Regions from separate parts of the Homo sapiens genome. Here region 2 is linked to region 1. Evidence: chromatin contacts called from ENCODE Hi-C data. All regions are on one chromosome and are shown on one strand. The core of a region is the stretch at or near the end of the contact, and the rest is flanking DNA. Distances in the headings are between cores, read along the strand shown.

Region 1 (6,218 bases), core at 3,287-5,786:
ACCTAGGTGTCCATCAGTGCTAGACCGGATAAAGAAAATGTGGGATATACATCCCCATAGAATATTATGCATATGCAGCCATAAAAAATAATGAAATCATGCCCTTTGCAGCAACATGGATGCAGCTGGAGCCATTATCCTAAGCAAATTAACACAGGAACAGAAAACCAATCACCACATGTTCTCACTTGTAAGTGGGAGTTAAACACTGGGTACTCAAGGACAGAAAGATGGCAACAGTAGACACAAGGGACTACTAGAGGTGGAAGGGGGAGGGCAAATGTTGAAAAACGAACTGTTGGCTGCTACGCTCCATACTGTGTTCATTTGTACCCCGAACCTCAGCATCCTGCACTGTACCCAGGTAACAAACCTGCACATGTACCCCCTGAAGCTAAAATAAAATTGAAAAAAAAAAGCAACTACAAAAATAGATTATTGGTGATGTGGTAGATGTAGAAGCCAGACTGGGTTGTAATGAATGAGGTTGAATAGTTTTATTTCAGAATCTCAACTTTTCTCCTGCCTCTATGCTTATCTTAGCTGACATTCCTAGCTACAAAACCTAAAGCAAAATCTCATGTGCTATCCCGTTATTAAGGAGCAGGGGGAAATGGAGAGTGTAGCACAGAGGAAAGAGGAGCAACAATGAGGATGTCCTTATGCAAGCTGGTCACTGCTTGGTAACAAGCATCACTGATTGCTTGAATTTAAACAGCTCTAGCAGAGAGACTTTCTGAGAACAGTCTGCCTAGGAGGCAGAAGAGAGAAAAGTCTATTCCACCTTCAAGGGACCTCAGTCTGCTTCAAAGATACCGGGCACTTCCAGGGAGCATCTTTAAGTTCTGCAGGAAAAAGCCAAGGAAGCCAAAGCCCAGAAAAGCAGCTTGGTCAGCGTGCAGTAGCAGTGTCTATCCACCAGCTTGCCTCACACATGGGGCATCTTGACATTTAGTAGGGTGAGGGTGGCAGTGACAACCTGACTCCACAGTCATAGAAACAGCACAGAGCTAGGCAATTGTGCAGATGGAGACAGGGAGGCAGGAAGCACATTCACTGTGTACAGTATAGCATCCCACTCTGGGCCCATGGTTCTACCCGTGAACATGGATGTGCTCTTTGATCAGATCTACTCTTCTTTCTGTGTGCTTCAGCCATGGACATTCATGGCAAAGGAATTATTCTCTTTGCTAAAACAGAGATGCCCAGCTATACCCTATGAGAGCGGGTAATGGGTCAGCCATATACATCATGCTGCCACTAATGAGGAAAGAATCTCCCTCTCAGGAATAATTCTCTTGCGTCCAGACCCCAGAGAAGGCAAATACTTCATCCTCTCACTCCCATTTCAGAAATCATACTTTCTAACATACTGTCTGAGGAGGTACTTTATGAGGCTCCCAAACAATTTTTTTCGAGGGTGGTAAAGTTTGCAGAGAAATTGTATTCCAGGTGGGGCTCTTTGTAAGAGATGTGTACCTGGAGCTTAGTTTCATTTTATATACACATCATCCCGACTTCATCCTACTTACTACAATCTCAGTTTTTCAATTTCGTAAGAAACAGCCTACCATGGGAGAAAGAAAACTTAGAGTTTCAGGACCTGGGGGAGTTCTAGGCCTACCTCTTATTTGCTCTGTGTTTCTGGTGAAATTTCTTAAACTCTCAGGCCCATTCTCTATCTGCCTGTAACACTTTTACAGCCCCAGGTAAGTTCTGTGTGAAGTTTACACGTATATTCTTATGATTAGAGCCTCCCAAAGTGTGTGAGCTGGGGCAGTAGCATGTGGGAATATATGGTTGGAAAGATAAAGGGTGGCTACATAGATAGTCTGATTAAGATTAGCCTATTAAAGGAAAGCTCTACAAGATTAGGAAGGTATGCTTATGGCTTTAAACAGACCACTACTCAGGAAGCCACCAAATGGTATCAAATGTTGTACAGCATATTACTTGATCCTGGTCCCATCTAATGGGCAAAGAAGCTCAGAGGTTGGAGGAAAATGATTTAAGAAAGAAAGAACCGAGATTGTTATGTAAAGACATAGAGGCAGCTATGAAGTATGGGGGCCATTCTGCTGAGGAAATTTCAATGGAGTTATAACTCAGAGAGAGTCTTTCTTTTTACTCATACTTTATTCAATTAACAAGTATTTTTGAAGCACCCTTTGTATGTCTAGCACTGTTAGGTAGTGTGTAGGATATGGAGAGAATAAAAGATGTGGTCCTTTTCCCCCAAACTGATGAAATCTGGCTGCTGTTTTAAGATACCACATCCGTAACAATAAAGAAAAAAGCAATATATAATAAAGTGCATGTAGTAAATAAAACGAAAGGCACTAAGAAAGACATTTAATATAAAACAGTGTCTTCTTGGCCGGGCGCGGTGGCTCACGCCTGTAATCCCGGCACTTTGGGAGGCCGAGGCAGGTGGATCACAAGGTCAGGAGATCGAGACTATCCTGGCTAAGACGGTGAAACCCCGTATCTACTAAAAATACAAAAAAAAAAATTAGCTGGGCGTGGTGGCGGGTGCCTGTAGTCCCAGCTACTCAGGAGGCTGAGGTAGGAGAATGGCATGAACCCGGGAGGTGGAGCTTGCAGTGAGCCGAGATCACACCAGTGCACTCCAGCCTGGGCGACAGTGCGAGACTCCGTCAAAAAAAAAAAAAAAAAAAAAAAAAAAAAGTCTTCTTAATGGGCAGTGAAAAAAAGAGGATAACATAATAGTAGATAATGTTTATTGAACACTTACTGTGTAACAGGATCTTACATACACTACATTAAATCCTCATAATAATCTTAAGATGAAGAAAGTGAGGCAAAGGGAAGTTAGGTAACTTTACCAATGTCATACAGCTATTGAGTGGCAGAGACAGGAACAAAAATAATGAAGTCTAAAAAAGAGATCCATGTGGGCAGTCAAGAAACTTGAGATTTGCTGAAGATGGTGCTTGAGAGGTACCTGATGTTTAGTTTCATTCTACAGTCACATCATCTAGATTTAACAGAGTATAAGTTACTATAGGTCATCTTGTATTCCTTGAATCAGGTACTCGCTAGTCAGTGAATGGTTACTTGTCAAAAGGAAATGAGCTGAATAAAATGAGCTGGGGAGAGGTAGGGAGAGAAACATCGAAGTAATCACAGAAAGTGGAATGGCAGAAGTAGAAGTGGGAATAAGGATAACTCTGCCTTCATCCCCAGGGCAAGTCCTAGATTACATCCAGGAAGAAGTCCAGGGGCACAATTTAGCTTTGTGATACTACCTTGGAGATGGCAGAGCTGGAGCATGGACCAGGGCTCAATTCCCATAACTAAGACAGGAGCATGCTGATGTTTCATATTGACACTGTGAACAACAGACATCCTCTGACTTGGTGACTCGTCTTTGCTCTGCAAATACATATGCTACTGTAATTGCTAAAAAATTACTTTGGACTCGCAGTTCAAATGGCTAAGTAATGTGGCCTCAGGTTTTTCCCAGGAACTCTTGCCATGTTTAAACAAACCCCAAGAATGACTGGGTAACACCCTGAGAATTGGCACTCGGTGGTACGCCAACAGCTTGGCTATCCGGAACGCTTCTGTCTGACTGCTTTTCCAAATTCAGTGTCTCCCAATCCAACCACGAAATGGCTGAGAAAAATGCCTCCATCCATCTTTTCCAGGGCATTCACCTCTTCCACTTCCTCACATGACCCTTTCCTACTTCAGCTGCTTTAGTTGGACTGTTTTTCCTTCCTCACCCTCCCACTCACTTCACAGAGCCGGTTTTAGTTTCTATCTAGTGAACACCGCAGTGAAGGAAAGCCAACATTTTTTTCAATCAGGAGAGTGAAGAGTGGAACTAGCCATCAGGACAAACTTACTTCATCTAGCAAATGTTCATCTGCTATTTTAACATCTTAGTTAGATCATATGGCCGCGGCAGCCAAAGTCCACAGGGCAACAGGCTGTACTGATACAATTAGCCTATGTACCTTCCCATTCCTGGAAGTGCTTTTCCTTGATTATCCTTGAATATCAACAGTTCTTAATTTCCAAAGACAGGACATATAACCTAACTCCCAAATCCCACAAAGAGAAGAAAAACCTGGCTCCCATCCACTCCTATGTTCCCAGCAACAGTCCCATAGACTCTACTTCTTCACAGTTTCGCTGAACAGTTACACTGAACTTTTCCACCACTTATACACTTGGTTGGAGCCAACATGTGTTCCTCCCGTATCATGTTTTTAGTAATTAGAAAGTAATTCTCTGAAGCAGAGAATGCTCTGGTTTGCCAAGAACAAGCTCTGTTGATGACTTCTGAGTGCTGCAAAGGGTTTTGCTGTGGGCTCCATTACAAAAATAATCACTTCGCTGACTACAGAGTCAATTTACTCCCTCAACGTGGGCCACCATTTGCCTAGCATTCTCCTAAAAGAATTTCCCTTTGAAAACTGGAATTTTGTAAACAGTTCATAGTCAGATCCAAGTTAGCTAGAGGTAATGAAGGTCTTTATTACCACTTTTAAATATCAAATGTTGGAATCAATGAAGTAGAATGAGCTCATTATTACTCACCAGATGGTATGAGGAGTCATGAAAGATAATCAAACATTCTTTAGTTTGACAAACAGTGGGTTTCCCAGCCCCCTAAATAGTCTTTTCTCCATTCTAGATATTAGGGTAAGCATATGATTATTGTCAATGTATACAGGTAACCAGTGCTGGATTCACACAGAACTATGAAATCAGCAAAGCTGACCTTCACTGTGTCTCCCATCCTGAATGTATTTTCCAGCTTTATAGTTTCCCTTCAACTTTCATTTTGAGATGCCTTTATTCTAAGGCTTCTCTATAAAATATAGGAGAGTGTTAATGGCTGAAACATTATTTTTTTTTCAAATCTATTTTTATGGTATTCTTTTTTTAAATTTTATTATTATTATACTTTAAGTTTTAGGGTGCATGTGCACAATGTGCAAGTTTGTTACATATGTATACATGTGCCATGTTGGTGTGCTGCACCCATTAACGCGTCATTTAGCATTAGGTATATCTCCTGATGCTATCCCTCCCCTCTCCCCCTACCCCACAACAGTCCCCGGTGTGTGATGTTCCCCTTCCTGTGTCCATGGACTGACACATTATTGATGTTCATAGGAAAGTTGTTTTAGCCTGATGGGATTTTCTAAGATGCATGCGTGAAATTCTAGGCACCAGCCATCAGGGGGAGCAGTTGTGGTTTTGTGTGGTGGGTCTTCCTGGTCTTTGCGGAATCAGAATTTAGTCTTACAGTTTCCTGCAGGTGAATAACCTACTTTACCAAAATGTGGAGATGGCTCATTCATTACCTGAAGAAGAACAAGGATGCAACTACTGTTCTTTAATGCTAATATGGAGCATCACATTGTCATTTGTAGTTAGGAATGACTTTCCCTGATAATAATGTCTGTTAGGTTCTGGCAACATTCTTTCAGACCTGTAAGTCTTGGGTAATAGTCACTGGATAATATTCGTAGTTCTCTCCCGCAGTGAATAAGTGGTGAAGGTTAAATTATTCCAAAAATGGATGTGGGCAATATTTAAGAAATTCTGATTTTATGACTTATGTTGCCTTGAAATATAATATTTTAATCATATATTTATATAATTTTTACTTAAAAGGAACTCAAAATACATTGCAGATGTTATTAAGGTGAGGAGTATAGCACCATAGTAGCTAGGATTTATTGAGTGTTTCCTACGTGCCAGGAGCTTCAAACAATTCTACATCCACATGGCAATCCTAATAAATAGATATTATTTTTATTTATTTATTTATTTATTTATTTATTTATTTATTTCGACGGAGTTTCACTCTTGTTTCCCAGGCTAGAGTGCAATGGTGCAATCTCGGCTCACTGCAACCTCCACCTCCCGGTTCAAGTGATTCTCCTGCCTCAGCCTCCCATGTAGCTGGGATTACAGGCGCCTGCCACCACGCCTAGCTAATTTTTGTATTTTTAGTAGAGACGCGGTTTCGCCATGTTGGCCAGGCTAGTCTCGAACTCCTGACCTCAGGTGATCCGCCCGCCTCGACCTCCCAAAGTGCTGGGATTACAGGCATGAGCCACCACGCCTGGCCCTATTATTTTTTCTAATTAACAGATGAAGGAACATATTAAGCAATTTGCCCAAAATCACAGGCAAGAATTTGAACCCTATTAGTCTGACTCCAGAGCTTGGGT
Region 2 (5,719 bases), core at 1,334-3,833, 290 kb after region 1:
GATGGATGGATGGATGGATGGATGGATGGATGGATGGATGGATGGGTAGGTGGATGGGTGGATGGGTAGGTGGGTAGGTGGATGGGTAGGTGGATGGGTGGATGGGTAGGTGGATGGGTGGATGAGTGGGTGGGTGGGTGGATGGGTGGATGGGTGGGTGGGTGGGTGGGTAGCTGGGTGGTTGGATGGATGGGTGGGTGGATGGATGGGTGGGTGGATGGATGGGTGGTTGGATGGATGGGTGGGTGGATGGATGGATGGGTGGGTGGGTGGATGGATGGATAAGTAGATAGACAGATAGATAAAATGATAAATATACATAAAATCTCAGGTAATTTTAAGAACAACCTTTAACATGGTTACTATTAATTTTCCCTCATTTTACATATGATGAAAATGAGGTTTAAAGATGCTAAGAAATATGCCCCAAATCACAAAGCAAGTAAGATATTTCAAACAATAGCAAATAAATGCATCGTTACTTTTGCAAGACAGTGGGATAACAGTATCATCAAGTATCTATGGACTATTATCCCTATAAATAAAACTTGAATCATTAATTCTCCTTCGAAACAAAACTAGAAATCTACTAACCTATCCCATGGCGTAGGATATTCAGTAACATATCTGGAAGGAAAATACAGAAAAGGTCACTACAAGCAATAAAAACTCTAAATAATAGTAGCAGGAATCATAACAACAATGATGATAGCAAGAGGAATTAAGGGAAATAAAGAAGAGCCAGTATTTCCTTAAACATCTGCAAGTGACTTTGTGGAATCTCCTTGAGATTTTTCCAAAAAAGATAGGTAAATGTGAAATAGAGATACTCAACTCCAATGAATGTTATCTAGAATACTTTAGTGAGATCTCACAGCCTACGCAAATGGCACAAGCTATGTTCTCTAATGTGTTTCTCAATTTTGGCAAGTATATGGATGTCTTATGGATATGGTCATCAAAAAGTCATTGTTAATATGACACTAGAATCCTGTGACTACAACAACTCTAGCAACAAATTTTCTTCAGAATAATATCTCTGACTGGTTTATGGCAAGTGATTGGTTTATGACTGCTAAGTCCATCCTGATATGAGCTTAGAAGATGTTTTCCATATTGGTCTTGAAGAAACTTATACTTTCATCAGCAGGGGCCAGGACCTGAAGCTCCTCCAAGATTTTCCCAGTATCACCAGATTCCTAGGTCTATGACTCAGTTACAACATGTTCAATAAATATTGACTACGTGCACATGATTTTCCTATTGCTGTGCTCTCTGCAATGAGGAATGGCAATAAATGAAAACACAGTACCCCATCTGGAAGGAAATGAAATATCATGGATTTGGAGCCATGTGTTAATTATTGCTAACCTTCTCTGGAGTCCCTAGGTTAAGAGGACACTCCAAAGCCTCACAGTGCCCTGGAGCTATCATAGATAGTAACTACGATTCTCAAGTATCTTTTAGGCCCCAGTGCTCCGACCCCAATCGCACAATCCATTTGTATTGGCTCCCATTCCAGTAGGTGCAAAGCTACCTCATTCAAGTTCTTCCCTGCAGATTTCTCCTTTCAAGATGGTTGATTTATCCAGAAGTACAATCTAGCTTTTTCTAGTAAACTATAGGGCAAATAGTATTGTCGCACACTTCTGAGTTGGAAGTGATAAAACCGGAAAGATACAACAGAATAATTGAACGCCTCTTCTTGTATCCCAGCACCACCGGGTCTTCCTCAGCCTATTCCTGGACAGTTTAAACCTCAAGCAAAGGCTTTCTGTGCTCTGACACTCCAGGCTCACTTCTCCTCACGACCTTTAACTTGCTGCTCCCCTGTGCCTGGGGTGCTCCCCCAAAAAACGGCTGTGGCATTCCTTTCCGCACTGCATTCAGATGGCTGCTTAAATACCACCTTTTCAGAAATGCTCCCCTTGGCCACCCTACCTAAAAGATTAAAATCTCACTATCATCCTGACTCCTCTATCTTATTTTTTATCATTTTTAACCCCTTGAAAAAACGTATTTCTCTATTTTCTGTCTCCTCCCAGGTTACACTTGAATGTAACCTCCCTGGCAAGGGGAACTTTGTTTTCTGCAACTGCCCAGTTTCCCAGACCTAGGAAGTACTTCACTGACATATTTCGAGTTAAAACAAAAAAAGAAAACAATGGGTAAGACAGACTTATTTGCTTTTGAGTGCAGAGATCAATTGTCTGAGCAGGGAGGCAAACTTATCTTTAAAAGCTGGCTCTACCTACTAGATTATTCAGGTGGTGTTTTCTTTTTGCCCTGGCATCTTGTACCTTGCTTCTCACTTCCAGGACATATTTAGCCCAGAGCCTCAGGAAGGATTTGGAGAGGGCTTATTACAGGCTAAGATTTAGACCTATGCACATACCCAGACTCAAGATCAGACTTGCGTTAAAACCACAGACACAGAGCAGCCATTGACTCTACCACAATCAAAGTTTGATCATAACATAGAAATGGGAGATTAACTAAGAGGAAGCCAATTAGCCAGGACACTCAACCTCTTGGACCACAGCTGATTTTGAAAGTTAAATGTTTGATGGAATCTTGCTTCCTCATTCTCAATGACCTAAAGCAGAGGCACAGGGAGGTGAAATGGTTTGCCCAACATCCCACAGTGTATCAGCAAAAGCGATGGGCTTGGAAACCACCAGGTTTCCATTTCCTGTCTATGACCACACTAAGAGTGAGAATCCTCAAGAGGCATGCAGAGTAAGCTCAAGCACTGATGGTAAGGTAGGAGGAAGGAATCACACACACAAACTCACACTTTCTCTCATTCTCTCTCTCACACACACACCCCACATACTACTGATAAATGTGGGCTTCATTAAGTTGCCCTTCCCAAGTTGTCTATAAAATTGCATAAATATCAAATCTTTTCCTTGAAAATTTCCTGGATGAATGTGTTCTTTCCTCTATAAACTTGCTGAAGGCTTAGCTATTTCTCTAATCTTTGAGTATATCATTTCAGTTCTTGCCAGCATGAAACTATCTCGAGGGAGCACTGAAAGGAGCTAAGTCTCTTGCATTTCAACTTTCCACAATCCAAAGTCAACCCAGATTATTACAAGTTTTCTCACATCCTTCACTTCCCCCAGAGAGAACTATCTTTTGAGGAACCTATTTCATCTATGACAAATAAATGATCTGAAGTTTTATAACGCCCCTCAAAGAGCAAGTTTAGGCTTTGAGCACTTCAACAATCAGAAGAATAAAACAACCTAACAAGAGATGCAAAAGACCTGGAAACAAGTGGCAAAGGCAGATTAATAATATAATTTCTACCATCTTATTTCTTTTTGTCCTTTCTCTCACTACCTGGTTAATCTCTTATTAATAGTTCTCCATCAAATATCTCCCCTCGCCCTTTCAATATCTTCAAACTCCAATCTGATGCACAAAGCTAACAGTATAATCCTTCAGCTGATATTGGTGGACCCTTTACATCCAGTTATAATCAGTACTCCTCACTGTGATAGTTAAGGATCCTCACAGTCTGGGCCCACTCTATTGTGGTGGTCCCTAAGAGGAAGGGGAGGTGCATTGTGCCTGCATCCAGGGTACATTTTTGTCATGACTCCAGGTATGCTAGTGGTATTGGCAGTATCTAATAAATAAAGAGCAGAGATGCTGCTAAATATCCTACAATGCATGAGACAGCCCCCTGCCACAAAGAATTGACCAGTCTCAGTACTGCTGAGGCTAAGGAATCCTGTTCTGCAGGCTTCGCTCCACTCCTTTGTGGTTGTGTAGTTTTGTTTTGTTTTGTTTTTTCGATTGACTCTTTAATAGATGATTTGCAATCCCCTATACCTAGACATTGTTTATGAGTTCAAACCCTTGGACATCATCCTTGCCCCTCTTCTACCTGGAAGCCTTAGACCCTTTCTTTAGCTGGCAGACCCCTGCCTTTACTTTAAGGCCCATCTTCTCCTTGAAAGCTTCCTGGATGGATGTGCTCCTTGCTTTCTAAATTTACTGAGTGCTTTGCTAGTCCTCTCTTATGACATTTATCACCATTATCTGGAATTACGTACTACAGGCTCTAAGAAAGTAAAACTCTTGTTTGTTCAAGGTTATATGGCCAGTACCTTCGAAGAGTGGAATATAGCAAGTGCTAACGAATACTTGTTGATCAAATGAGGATTTATCTGTGATGTAAACTCACAACTCTCCTATCAAAGTTCCCTGGAACTGGAAACATCTTTAGCTCTTCTCTGAATCATGTATCACTTCTTCCTAGAAGGTGCTTAATGAACAATGCTTATATGTCTAAATATTTAAATGAATACACATAGAGTATAATAGAAATATTAAGTAAATATGTAAATACAAAAATACATATATTACATATTAAGTAAATACACAAATAAGGCTTGGCCTGTAGAAATTCAAGTCCTAGGCAACAGTTCACCCATCTCAATTTTCAATTACTTCTAAGAATCATGTCACAAGTATGTTTCAATGTCTGACAGTTCCTCATTTTTAAAAAGAACACCAAAATGAGCATTTAAATGTTAATTGCTCATCTGGAGAGCACATGAAACAGAAAACACGCAAAGACAGGATGTGTTGCTAGTTGTGCCTGAGTAGAAACTAATATACTGCCCTGAAACACTGACTTCAGCTTCTAGTGACACATCACAAACCTGTTGCAACACAAAGTGCAGGCTAAACATAACCAAATTATAATGACAATATTTAAGAATAGAGAGAATTGACTGGGAGACAACAGTAAACTTGGGGCCCTAGTGGAAATTCAACTTTACAGCTAATTTTTATCTAATGTGCTGCAGTTTGTCAAAATTTTCTTGTAGCCCGTATTCAGTGAAGATGGAGAAGAGCCCCAATTCTGGGGAATAAGTCTATATATTTTTGTATAGCAATTCATACTCCCTCATCTTTTTTGCCAGACACACTGATTCCTTCATTTTTATCTTTTATCATAGGTGTTGTTTTCTGCTTTATAGTCATCCTTCCATATAATTCCTAATATTTTCACAAATTGCATACATAGAGAAACAAACAGCATTTTAATTAGCACTCACCTTGCTAAGCCCGTTACATGCATTATCTCATTTAATTCTTAAGAGAGCCCTAAAACACAGGTATGATTATTATTCCGTGTTCACATTAGGAAATTGAGGCTTGGAAAATTTAAGGAACTTGCCCCATGTCACACAGCTTAAATGACTCAGAGGTTTTGTATGCTGCGAGCGGCTTCTGTGACAGTTTTTAAATGTCTTTGAATTCATCAAGCTTCTAGTAATTATTTATTGGGCACCAGTAAAGACTCAGGCTTTGTGATGGCTTTGGAGAGAAAGTGGAAAGCAATAAGGCATGTGGTCTTTCCTCTCAGGAAGCTGACAGCTACTGGACAAGGTAGATGTTAATCAAATTCTCATAATGACCCTAAATGTACAAACTGTTTCTTGATGCACAAGAAACAGAGGCTCTGAAAATATGTAATCGAAGAACCTAGCTATAACTTTGAAGTTAGGAAAGGCTTGGAGTGGTTAGGAATTAATGATTAATGCAGAATTCAGAGGCACAGAAGATGGGAAACATCTCAGAAAGAATGAGCAGCACCTGCAGAGGCCACGGCAGGCAGGAGTGTGGCACAGTCAACAAACACAGAGGGACCTCGAGAGGGAGTGCAGGATGAGGGCAGGTGGGGCCAGATTGAGTT

Evidence for each region. Hi-C counts contacts between places; a loop is a spot of excess contacts on that map. Pooled maps may share reads with other maps.
Region 2: a pooled map shows a loop between it and region 1 (2.9-fold over the local background). The contact joins two enhancer-like sites. A Hi-C loop is called at or near these places in 3 of 168 maps with a recorded cell type or tissue (CD8-positive, alpha-beta T cell, GM12878 and PC-9), 1 of 37 single-sample maps with no recorded cell type and 11 of 50 pooled maps.

Annotation. Positions count from the first base shown.
Region 1 is chr15:39,120,880-39,127,097 of GRCh38, forward strand. All of the region lies in intron 1 of LOC105370777 (a long non-coding RNA gene), which reads right to left. Among named protein-coding and RNA genes, the nearest start is that of LINC02915, 130 kb to the right of the region's middle. Within about 2 kb of position 4,537, at least 5 of the 41 ENCODE cell types and tissues checked have a DNase peak (open chromatin) inside an H3K27ac peak, as active enhancers do.
Region 2 is chr15:39,409,173-39,414,891 of GRCh38, forward strand. All of the region lies in intron 1 of LOC105370777 (a long non-coding RNA gene), which reads right to left. Among named protein-coding and RNA genes, the nearest start is that of LINC02915, 160 kb to the left of the region's middle. Within about 2 kb of position 2,584, at least 3 of the 41 ENCODE cell types and tissues checked have a DNase peak (open chromatin) inside an H3K27ac peak, as active enhancers do.